Regions from separate parts of the Homo sapiens genome. Here region 1 is linked to region 2. A link is an interaction called in ENCODE POLR2A ChIA-PET data of the cell type or tissue named here. Cell type or tissue: PC-9. All regions are shown on one strand. Links, peaks and the distances in the headings refer to the core of each region. The heading gives the core; the rest is flanking DNA.

The links. ChIA-PET counts read pairs that join two places held together with the same protein. Peaks named below come from ENCODE experiments on the same cell type or tissue, not always from the same donor. Only the 100,000 strongest peaks of a DNase experiment are listed, where the experiment ranks them.
Region 1: POLR2A ChIA-PET joins it to region 2 with 5 read pairs; 6 of 35 experiments call an interaction of 5 or more read pairs at or near these places.

The regions. Positions count from the first base shown.
Region 1 is chr2:46,042,359-46,047,738 of GRCh38, reverse strand. The region is part of intron 10 of PRKCE (protein kinase C epsilon); the gene reads right to left. Among named protein-coding and RNA genes, the nearest start is that of EPAS1, 250 kb to the left of the region's middle. In PC-9, for the core only: no CTCF peak of the experiment used is centred there; no DNase peak of the experiment used is centred there.
Region 2 is chr2:46,304,565-46,309,944 of GRCh38, reverse strand. The region is part of intron 1 of EPAS1 (endothelial PAS domain protein 1); the gene reads right to left. Among named protein-coding and RNA genes, the nearest start is that of EPAS1, 9.8 kb to the right of the region's middle. In PC-9, for the core only: no CTCF peak of the experiment used is centred there; DNase peaks (open chromatin) are centred at 1,614, 2,584, 3,404 and 3,957; H3K4me3 peaks cover 2,080 bases; H3K27ac peaks cover 3,412 bases.

The sequences.
Region 1 (5,380 bases), core at 283-5,282, 260 kb after region 2:
TACTAAAAAATAAATGAGTTAAGTAAATAAGGGGAGGGGAAATGGGAACCACTTTGATTTGAAGCTTTCAACAAATGACATTGTCCAGAGTGTGTCCTGATCAAATTCAGTGTTTTGAAATGCAGCTTTTCAAACATTCAATACCTAACATGTAACTAATAGGTTTGAGTTTTACCGTGATCTCCAACTCCTCAAGTTACACAGGATGTGCCAAGTAAAGGCCTCCTTCCACTGACCACACAGCACTGCGAGCTCACAGCCTGCTGGGAGGGCAGAGGGTACAATCACCTCCCAGAACAATGTCTTCCACGATGTGTTTTTTCTGTCTCTTGTTCCAGCCACCTGTCTTCATTGCTGTATAAAAGAAGACTTTCATCACCAGGCATCAGTTGTGTTTATCAGCCCTTAACGGGATCTTGTCCATTCAAGTTCCTCGGGTTCCCTTGGCCAACTGGAGATGAGATTTCCTGTACTCTTTTTCTAATGAGTTTAGCAAGGAGGTATCAGACAAGGAGGGCAGTTCAATGAAAGCCTTTGACTCACCTGGCCCAGCCTGCTCTTAATCCTGTGCCTCAAAACTTCTCTAAGTAGGGATAAAAATGGCCAGGAAGGCTGGGTCTCCAGGAACAAGATGCCATTGGATTCCTGCCTCAATCATTTCTCGAATATCAGATACACCTCTCCTGACCTAAAAAGAATTCACTTCAGGAGAAGGGACAGAGAGCAGGCTGATCATGGCCTTCCCCACTAAGTTGAGGAAAGCCCAGTGTCCTCCTGTGCATGATGAGATTTTAAGAGCTGCCTGTGAACTGGTAGATGAAAGTGGAAATAGGGCTGTCCTACCAATGATCACTCAATGACTACACTGGAAATAAACAGAGAATGTGAAGTCCGTCTTGAATCCCATCCAAGGGAACCCTGGCTATTAAAGTGCTCTAAGTTCTTGCTTATAAGATGGTATTTTCAAGAGGATTCCTGAAGGGGTCTTGCCCATGTGTAGACCCTAAGGGCAGCGCTATCATGTTGCTGCTGTAGCTACACAGTTGACACTCCGCCTCCCCCACTGACTTTTAAAGTTTCAACCAGCTATGTAAACTCTTACCAGGAAGAACCCAAAATTAAGCCATCTTAACGTGTCTTAATTAGAAAAATGCCACATGCTTAAATTTTTCCATTTTTCAATGTGACGTGTACATCGAGGAAACCCCAAAGTGGAGACTCTCAAACTTGAACATGCAGAAGCAGCCCCTACAAGGTTTATTAAAATCACCTGGGCCTCAGCCCAGAGATTCAACTTCAGGAGGTGATTTTGTTGAGAAGCAATGGTTCTGAGGGCCATTGAGAAACACTGTCATGTGGAGCTAGGTGTCACTGCATATTGTTGGGGGAAATGATCTCTAGCCCTAGAGGTAGGGCAGGCCCCAGAGCCTATATCCAACGGCTAGAGCATGCTGAGTCTGGTGGAGACAGGAGGCTGGCTGCTCAGCCAACTTGGAGCAGCTGATTTACTCTGAACAAAGGATGGCAGCTGATCTGTTAGGAAACAGGTCTGCTCTTATGGTTCTCATCCAGTACTGCCACCAGAAATGAATCCCAGCCATCCCACTGGGTAAGCAGGGGCACTGGCCTCTCTGGAAGAAAGGGAGTTATTTCATTTACCATCAGATACCATCTTCCCATGACAGCTGAGGATGTCTGTGACTCAGGCCTCCTTCCAGCCATTGTCTTTGTCCCCCAGGAGATGCTGTTTTGATCTCTCACCTGCTGACTCAGTTCCCTCTACCAGGGCCCCACACTGTAAGTTAAGACCTACAGCCTAACATGCTTCAATTTCATTTTCTTTCTTCTTCTTTTTTTTTTATTTGAGACAGAGTTCTGCTCTGGGCTGGAGTGCAGTGGTATGATCTCGGCTCACTGCAACAACAACTGCCTCCCAGGCTGAAATGATTCTTGTGCCTCAGCCTCCCAAGCAGCTGGGATTACAGGCATGTGCCACCATGCCCAGCTAATTTCTGTATTTTTAGTGAAGACAGGGCTTCACCATGTTGGCCAGGCTGGTTGCGAACTCCTGACCCCAAGTGATCATCCCGCTTCAGCCTCCCAAAGTGCTGGGATTACAGGCGAGAGTGACCATGCCCAGCCATATGCTTCATTTTCCATAGCACAGTGGATATCCCTTGATACCAGAGGGAGGAGAGAGAAGAAACAAAACAACATGCAGATCCTACTGACTGGAGCCTGAGAAGCTCCTGCAATATTACTAGCCTAAACATCTCCACCAACCCATGAACCTGGCGCTAGCCTGTCTTAGGTAGGACTGAGGGATAAATAAGTCAGGCAAAATTCTGTATATGTCAAAGAGGACGGTCAAAATTGCTTTAACAGCCCTTAAATCAGTGTTTTATTTTTAACCACAACATGCAGTACTGATGACCCAGTCAATAAACATGTAGACACATACATGGCCAACTTATTCACACATGAGGGTGTATGTATGTATGTAAATACTATATATGTGTACATACACATAAGTAACTCAAATTAAATGTTCCCCAATGGAATTCCTATTTTTGCTATATGTGGTATACCCTAGGTTGTCTACCCTACTCTGTTTCATTAAAGTAAAAATGCCCATGGAGACACACTACATGAATTTTGTGATCCACTAATTGAACACAACCCGGAGCTTAAAAAATGCTCTTTAACTCACCTGTAGAATATAGCATATATGGTTTTATGTATACTGCTCTGTAAAATAAAATATGAGAACATATACTATACATAACGAAGTATATAGAATAAGAAGATACAAACATGTAACATACACTAGAATCACACACCACGTGGAGTGAAGCCTTCCCTGTGACAGATTCTCCTGCTTGGAGAGGCAGAGCGGAGCTGAGGGCCCCTGGGCACAGAGTGGATCCACAGCTCCAATACTGGGCTCATCCAGAGCTAAGAGGAACTCAGTGCACTTTCCCTAATTTATTTATTTGCCAACTACCTTTAATTAAATTAGCATAAATTAAAGCTTCGTGTGTGGTGACCTCACAGCATTCCTACTGTTATTAGGAGCTATTGAGCATTCCAGGTTTCTACAGGACTTTGCATTTAAAATGCTAAAAGACATAAATCCTAAATTTAATAACAGCATGCTAAGTTAGCAACTCTCTCAACTCAAGAGCAAGATGGTGAAGAGAGAAATCTGAGCACAGTGCAAAAATGGGACCACATCACAGTTAAATACAAGCGTATTTATTACATGAATGTCCCCAGCCAAAAATTAAGTGCTCATACTTGAATCAAAGCCCCCAAAGCACCAGATGAGCTCAGCATAAGGCCTTTGCTAGTCTTCTCACTAATTCCTGCCCTGATTACCCTAAGCCAATATTGATATCTCCTTTCTCTAACAGATCACTGGGACTTAAGGCACTCTTTAATTATTTCACATAGCTAGATCTTCCTTACTAAATAAGAATGTAAGGGCCAAGCCCAGACTTTTTCATTCATTCATTCATTCAACAAACATTCTGTACCCACTAAGCACCAAGTTACTCTTCTCTTGTAATCTTCTTAGTTCTCTAAACCAGGGTTTGAACACAGTCCCCAGTGCGTACTTTTACAATACAGAATTGAATTGAATTTGCATAGTTGGTGACCAGGATTAGAAATGTATCTTGGCCTCCCATCCAAGGTGGTTGGCATGAAATCCTAACAAGGACAGAGAGCATGATGTCACTCATTATTGCTATGCTCAGGACACCCCAGCCAGTGGGCCAGATACTCATGACTCTCCTATGCAGAAAGATCTTCCCCATTCAGAATTCGGCATCCGCTTTGAGATGGTTGCCACAAAAATAAATAGGAGACTCCTAAACAATCAGCCACTATTTCAATCACAGAAACACTCATGTTTTCAGAACAAATTGATACATTATAATGATTCATGGATGAAGAGAAACTCCTTTCTGATTCCTTGCATCTGGAGTTCCATAAGGGAAATCTAGGGGAAAAATCAGAAGTAACAGAAACCCCCTTTTCACCTTACTTTCTCTGATACATCATCTCAGTTGCCTAAAACCCTGCTCCATCTCCCCTTCCACCTCTACCACATCCCCACTGCCCAAACACACAACCAAGAACTCATTTTTGCTGCTAATGAAGAAGCTTGGTGGATGTTTCTATTACTTACCATAATACCTTATAGGCAACAATGGCCTTATCTCTAGGGGTATACTATAATACTGCTCTTGTAAGTTAAAACATTTGTAACATAATATATTAAAAAGATATCAATGGGTATTTCAAATGTTACTTAAAAAAAATTGAAATAGTTACTGTATGTGTGACTCTTCCCCTTCACTGCTGGAATGAAAGTTGTTTGTCTTGCCATATAAGCATGACTGTAAGAAGTCCAAACGAGCTCTGAGTTATATAACATATTTCACATTTTTAGGGGCTGTAATTAGAGTGATAATATTATGGCAATACTCCTAGAACAGATTAAGGACCTAATTGTGATGAAAGAGGGCTTTGGGTCAGAAGTACATATCTGAAACTGTTTTATTTAACATGACTTTGGCACAAGGATCGGTAATAATCCCATATTTACAGAACACCTTGAAAAAAAAAAACTGTTTTTCTGAAGGCCCTACAAAGTTTTCCCACTTCAAATGTTTAATTTGGATGGGAAGTTGCCTTGTGAGTGTAGAATGAAGTTACAAAACAAAACAAAGAGGGTCCCTCAGGAAACTACCACAATTCTAGAAGGGTTTAGAAAGACGGGAGCTACACAGAGGCCAATGTGGTTTCTGAAACTTTCTTCTTCTAGTAAAAATGCTACACCAAACAAGAACATTGCGTGGCAATCAAAACCCTGACCAGGGAGGTGCCTGTGAACAAGGATGCTGGGAAGAAGCCCACAGTCAGGCTGGAGTTACCATTCCTGATTAGCCAGGAAGAACTAGGTGGGGGTCTCTAGCTGAGCTTTTGAGAGTGTGCACCCACCCTTCGCCTCTGGTGTTTTGTAACATGGAAGAAGCCTCCAGGGAGACATTTCTTCTCCCATTAGTTACTTAAGAGAATACCACTCAGGGCTCATGCCATTAGTTGAAATTAAGTAGAAGGACCAAGAGGGGTTTATCTGATGGGCTTTAAAAGCAGGTCTCGGCCATGCTTTTCCAGAGGCAAAGAGAGAGAACTGCAGGCTGGCGCAAGTACCTCTTAAGCCCTGCTGGCCAATTTACCCTGTGGCTAGTCCTGATTGAAATTCGGAACAGAATCTTGGACTCTAACCTCTCCTGTTTACTTTTGTTTGTTTTCTTTTCTTACCAATGCTCCTTGTGAAAAACTCCAACTGACCCAGGCAATAAGCAAACAG
Region 2 (5,380 bases), core at 311-5,310:
CTCACACTAGAGCTAGGCTTCTGGTTGGAGGGCTAATGATGGAGATGCCCTGAGCAGCTTCTCATGTGCCAGAAGAGGCATGCACTGCTCCCATGGCCCCAAGGCAACCCAAAGATTCCATCACAACATGACTCAGGAAGGCCTGCCCCTAAACTTCCCAACACCAGCCCAGGCCTGGTCCTCATCTCCTTTCTGCTAACAGAGCTCCAGATCCAGCCCTGGAAGGAACTGGCTCACCAGTCCTGGCCTGCACACTCTGTTTATTGCTGCCTTCTCATTTTACTTACGCAATTCACCTCAAATGGAATGCCCCATACTCATCTGCCTATCCAAATTCTACCTAATCTTCAAGACAGACCTAGGTCTTCATGCTCCTCCAATAAACCTCCCTCTAATCTCCACTAATCACTTCCCTAACTATTCCCAACACACAAGATCTATTTACCCTTACTCACTCTCACTTAATTACTATCAATCTTCCATTGTTTGCTCAATGTTTTATCTGAGTTGGTTGTGACTTCCTAACAAGATGGCAACATTGTAAAGGCAGCTTGGACATCCATTAACATAAATCATCTTATATTGCTTAAACAAATCATTTTAGGACATCCTGAGTGCAGGGTCCATCTAATGCCTCTTTGTAACCTCACCGTACAGCATAGCACCTGAATTTGGGAGGGAACCTATAAACATCTACACACAGTGATGATTCCCACAAACCCTGCTCTACGCATGGTGGATAAGCAATGAGGATAAGTTAGGTTGATGTGAGCAAAGTGTCTACCTGTGCTTCCAGTTCTCTACACCAAACTCCCAAAGTTCCTGACATAGACAGAATTACTCAGTCTACAAATAATTACTGAGCACCTCAAGAGACCTCTATTCTGACTTCTGTGGGGAAAAAAGAACAGGAAAAAATGACTGGGTCTTTGCTCTTGAAGGGCTTACCACTTGAGTGGTGATCAGGGACATACGCCACCCCCAACCTTCAAAAGCAAGTTGTAAAAGCATCATACAAATAACAAAATACAGACTGAAGACCATCTATAAACACAGGGGTAACCAATGTGCAGTTAATCAGGGAAGGCTTCCCAGGGAAGATGATCTCTGAACTGAGAGCTAGTGCCCTCTTGCACAACTTCCCCATCTTGCTTTTAACGTTGAGATTAAGCTGGAGTATTCTGTTTGGCTGTACTCACATTAGTGTATAAGGCATTCTTGAAGTGAAGCACTGATATAATACTAGCCTGACGTTTGCATCTGATATAAAGTTATGTATCAATAAGACCTGACTGTGGTCCCCCAAATTTTTTCTTTTCCTTTTTCTTTCTTTTTAAAGGGAAATAAGTAAAGGGGTCAAATCTACATGAATAAAGAAAGCAGAGCTTGTGAGGCAGGCTTTCCAAGTAACCCAAGGGACATGAACAAAGCAATTCTATTATTTTTTTTAAAAAACTAAGCATGATTTCAGAGCCCCCCCCCCCAAAAAAAAGCAAGCAAGGTATTAGGGCACATCAGAAAATCAGACATCCTTGGCCTTCAGGAACATGCTATATTGTTAGAAAGGCAAAAACAAATAAAGTGTCATTAGATAACAAGGAAATATAAGCAGGCTCTTTGGCAAACAACCAAAAGCTAGTAATGCAGGGAGTGGGAGTGCCACTGTGGAAATTTCTACGCTCCCTTAGTGATTTTGTGTAAGATTTCGGGAAGCCTGGGCTCACAATAGAAAAGTAGGAGCTATTTGAATAGGAAGAGAGGGGAAAAGCATCCAGATGGAGGAGCTAGTGTGAGGGAATAGAAGTGGGAATGAGTACTGCAGCACTGCCTTTGAGGCTGTGGGAGGAGGCTTGTGTATTAGGAACTCAGGAGGCACAGTGAATGATGGTGAATGGGCGATAGAGGTGAGGTGGGGTCCCTTGCAGTCAGCAAGGTGAACTCCCACTGCCATGGTGGCTGCCCTTGGGAAGAAAACTAGACCAAGGACCCATGTCTTTACTGAGGCCCTGAGTGTCTAGCTAATCTTTGGAGATCCCTAAGAGAAACCCAAATCCACAAAAGAAACCCCTATCCCACTCTGAAGATTCTCTGTGCTCCGAGGATAGGACAATCCCGCTGAGGAGGCCTAAAACAGCTGCAGGATCAGCACCATGTGGACCTCTTCTGGGGGACCAGGAAAGCGATCTCAGCAGCCAGGGTGCCTTCCAGTCAGTCGGCAGGGAAATGCACGGGGGCACTAATTTCCATGGAACTCTGGAAGACTCCAGAGAGTCAGGGGACCACACAGTGCCCAGCCACACAGACTAGGATTTCTTTAGATGTCTTGGCCATGACAAAGGCCCTTACCAAATGGGAGGCGCACATCAGCTGAGGCAAGACAAACAGAGTGATAGCAAGAAAGCCAGAAAACCAAGAAGAGCCTCAACTCCCATGCCCCACCCACCAATAATTCCCCCTAAGTCCCGGGTACAGAATAAAAGACAGACTCCCGCTGCACAACGATATGGTTACATTTATAGAAGCTCTCTTGTCACCAGTGAAATGTGACCTTCATACTTTCCTTATCTTAATATCTGGGTAAACATTTGTTGTGCAAGCACACAAATAAAGGTTCTAAAGGTGAAATGTGGTGTGTCCAGCAACACCACACTGCTCCAAACCCAGGCCCCAGAGAGTCCTTTTGGCTCTGCAGAGGACTTCTCTCTCCCTTCACCCTGGGCACCAAGGCACCAAAATTAGCTTCGTTGACCTCAGCCAGCTCTGGAGTGAACGCTGCCATTCGAAAATAGCATCTGAGAACTCTTGGAAACACAGGAGAGAAATACAAGGGTACAGTGGTTTACAGAAACTTACTGCGAAAGCAATCTCACTGGAGTGCTTTTTTAACTAAATACACAGGAAAGGGGCATTATGAGGATTTACTCCAATCTGTGGAAAGTGAATTATATGCTTCTAGCTCCCATCCTGATTAATTCTATTAAGTGTGATTGTTTTCATTTAGAAAAATATTGCAGAGGTAATGTTCATAAAGAGAGTTTGTCAAATGACCCATGCTTTGACCCAAAATTTTGCTGTACTAACTTGCACAGTCCTATTATTTCTAGACACTCTCTAAAAACATTGTGTCTCATTTCCCCATATATTTGATATATGTGATTTTTAAAATCTTGTCTTGAAATGCAGAAGGAAGGATTCTCAAGCAGTTCCTCAAAAGGCACAATTTTCTGTTGTTTCTATGTGGAATTCATAAACAAAGCCAAGTAACCGAGTTTTTATGTGTGCTTAAAGGCACTCTTTCCTGCAACTGTGTGTGACGTATTTTTCCAGGACAATCTTTCTCAATACTCCAAAGTGCTTCAGTAACAGGAAGTCATAAAGGTAGGAAGGAGGCCTGTAAATATTTGCTGTAATTGCTCATTAGTAATGAGAATGGCTGGCATTGAATTTTGAGTCACCCTTTTGTGCTCATGGCTCATTACCTTGTAACTGGAGCCCAAGGTGGTACATATGGGCTTTCCCTCACCATGGACAACCAGGTCCACTTCTAGGTTTTACTTCAGACAGTGTGGCTTGTTTCTCTCAGCACCTCCATTTCCCAAATATAAAGGAAGGAAAGCATGCTGGTCTTCTTGCTCCCTGCCCCCTAACCAGAGGCAGTCAGGAAAAAACTTATACAAAGTAGTGACAGTATGCAAAGTTTTTATCAAAAGTGAAATGTGTGTATTTTTTTAATACTATACTAATACAACATCGAGAGACAGATAAATACTGTCTGGGTAGACACACAGCACAATGATTTAAATGATTACCAAAAAATAATCATATACTTTAATGGATGTATTTTAAACAACTTATAAAATGCTTCTGAACTTTCTCAGATTCAGCTCATGTGTCCTCTTATTCATAACAAGCCACTGACTCCCCTTAGTCACAGGCCAGCATCAGGGCACCTCGGACTAAAAATGAGACCAAAACACTCAACCCGTTACAGAATTGATTAACTTCTAAGAATACTATTGGCTGTACCCCCTGCTTCTGGGGGCAGCCTACAGGGCAATGGGGGTTACCTTCAGCACCACAATCATGAGTACAACATAATGGATCCACTTTCCTGCCCACGTGTTTGATTACACGGCCTAACCAGATAAAATCACTAATTTGTTAAGATTGCTACCACTTATCTCTTAGTTTTTTTAATAGGAGAGTTCCATGGCTGGGGATGGGGGGATAGTTCAAGAAGTCACTAGGGGTGTATGAGACACTTCTAACAATCCACTTCCATGGCTTTATAGAATTCACAAAACGTCAGATGAGTACATGGCAAATAAACATATGTTTCAATGGGGTCATTTTTCTCATTGACAAGACACCCTTTCTGAAATATTTTTCCACATGAGAAAAGGATCTGTTCACAGGATCATTATCTGGCATGGAAATTACTTATAACTTTAAAACTGAGGAATCTTTCCAAGTTCGGGGGAGTGGGGGCAGTGGGAAATGTGCCTCCTGGAAACATGTGGAACTTCTGGCAGTGATGTCATCTAGTAAGAGTTTTGCTGACGTACAAGTGGCCCCTGCAAACAGCCTAAGGCAGTCAAGCAAACAGGTATTTCTTAAGAAATTAGAAAAAACAAGGTCACTTAGAAGTGGATAACATTCTTGTCCATTCCACACCTGACTCTTCAGCTCCAGGTATCTCACAAAGGGTCTCGCCACTCTTCTTCACTTTATGCTTTCATCAGATCAGTTATGGGGCTTCCAACAGTGGGAACAGACAAGGGTCACCAAATTACACCCAACATCTACTTGAAAATTACAGATGCTATTAGGGGCATCCCATGGATGACCACCACATCGACTGTGATGCACAGTTGCCAACACGGCTTGCTTCTCTCTTGATTAAGGTATGTGTCAATGCAATTCTGTTTGGCAGCACTAGAAAAACTCAAGGTACCCTCTAGGTTCACAGTGCAGGGGCCAACAGTGTGATGGCTGTTAAGGCTCAGGGCTCATCAGCGAAAGGGCTCTATAGAAATGCAACATGCTATTATCACAACAATCATAGCTATTCTTTATCCCCCTATCCATTCTTTCCTTCCTGTGCTTGCAATTTCAAAAGATCAAAAGAGCCACAGGAAGTCCTGTGCATCTTGATGGTTCTTCAGAAGCCACAGAGGAAGAGCTTCTAACAGGTTCTCCTGCACAATGGAGTCCGAAGGCTGAAGTAATTATTGAAGTCTTGCCACCAGCGAAGGGTGGGATGTGGAAAGCTTTGAATTTCTTGGGGCAGGAGAGAACCACCTCTTGTCAGGGTCTAGGAAAACCCATGAAAAATAAGAAATTCAAGGAGTTCCATGTTGGCCTTTCAGATCTTCAATCC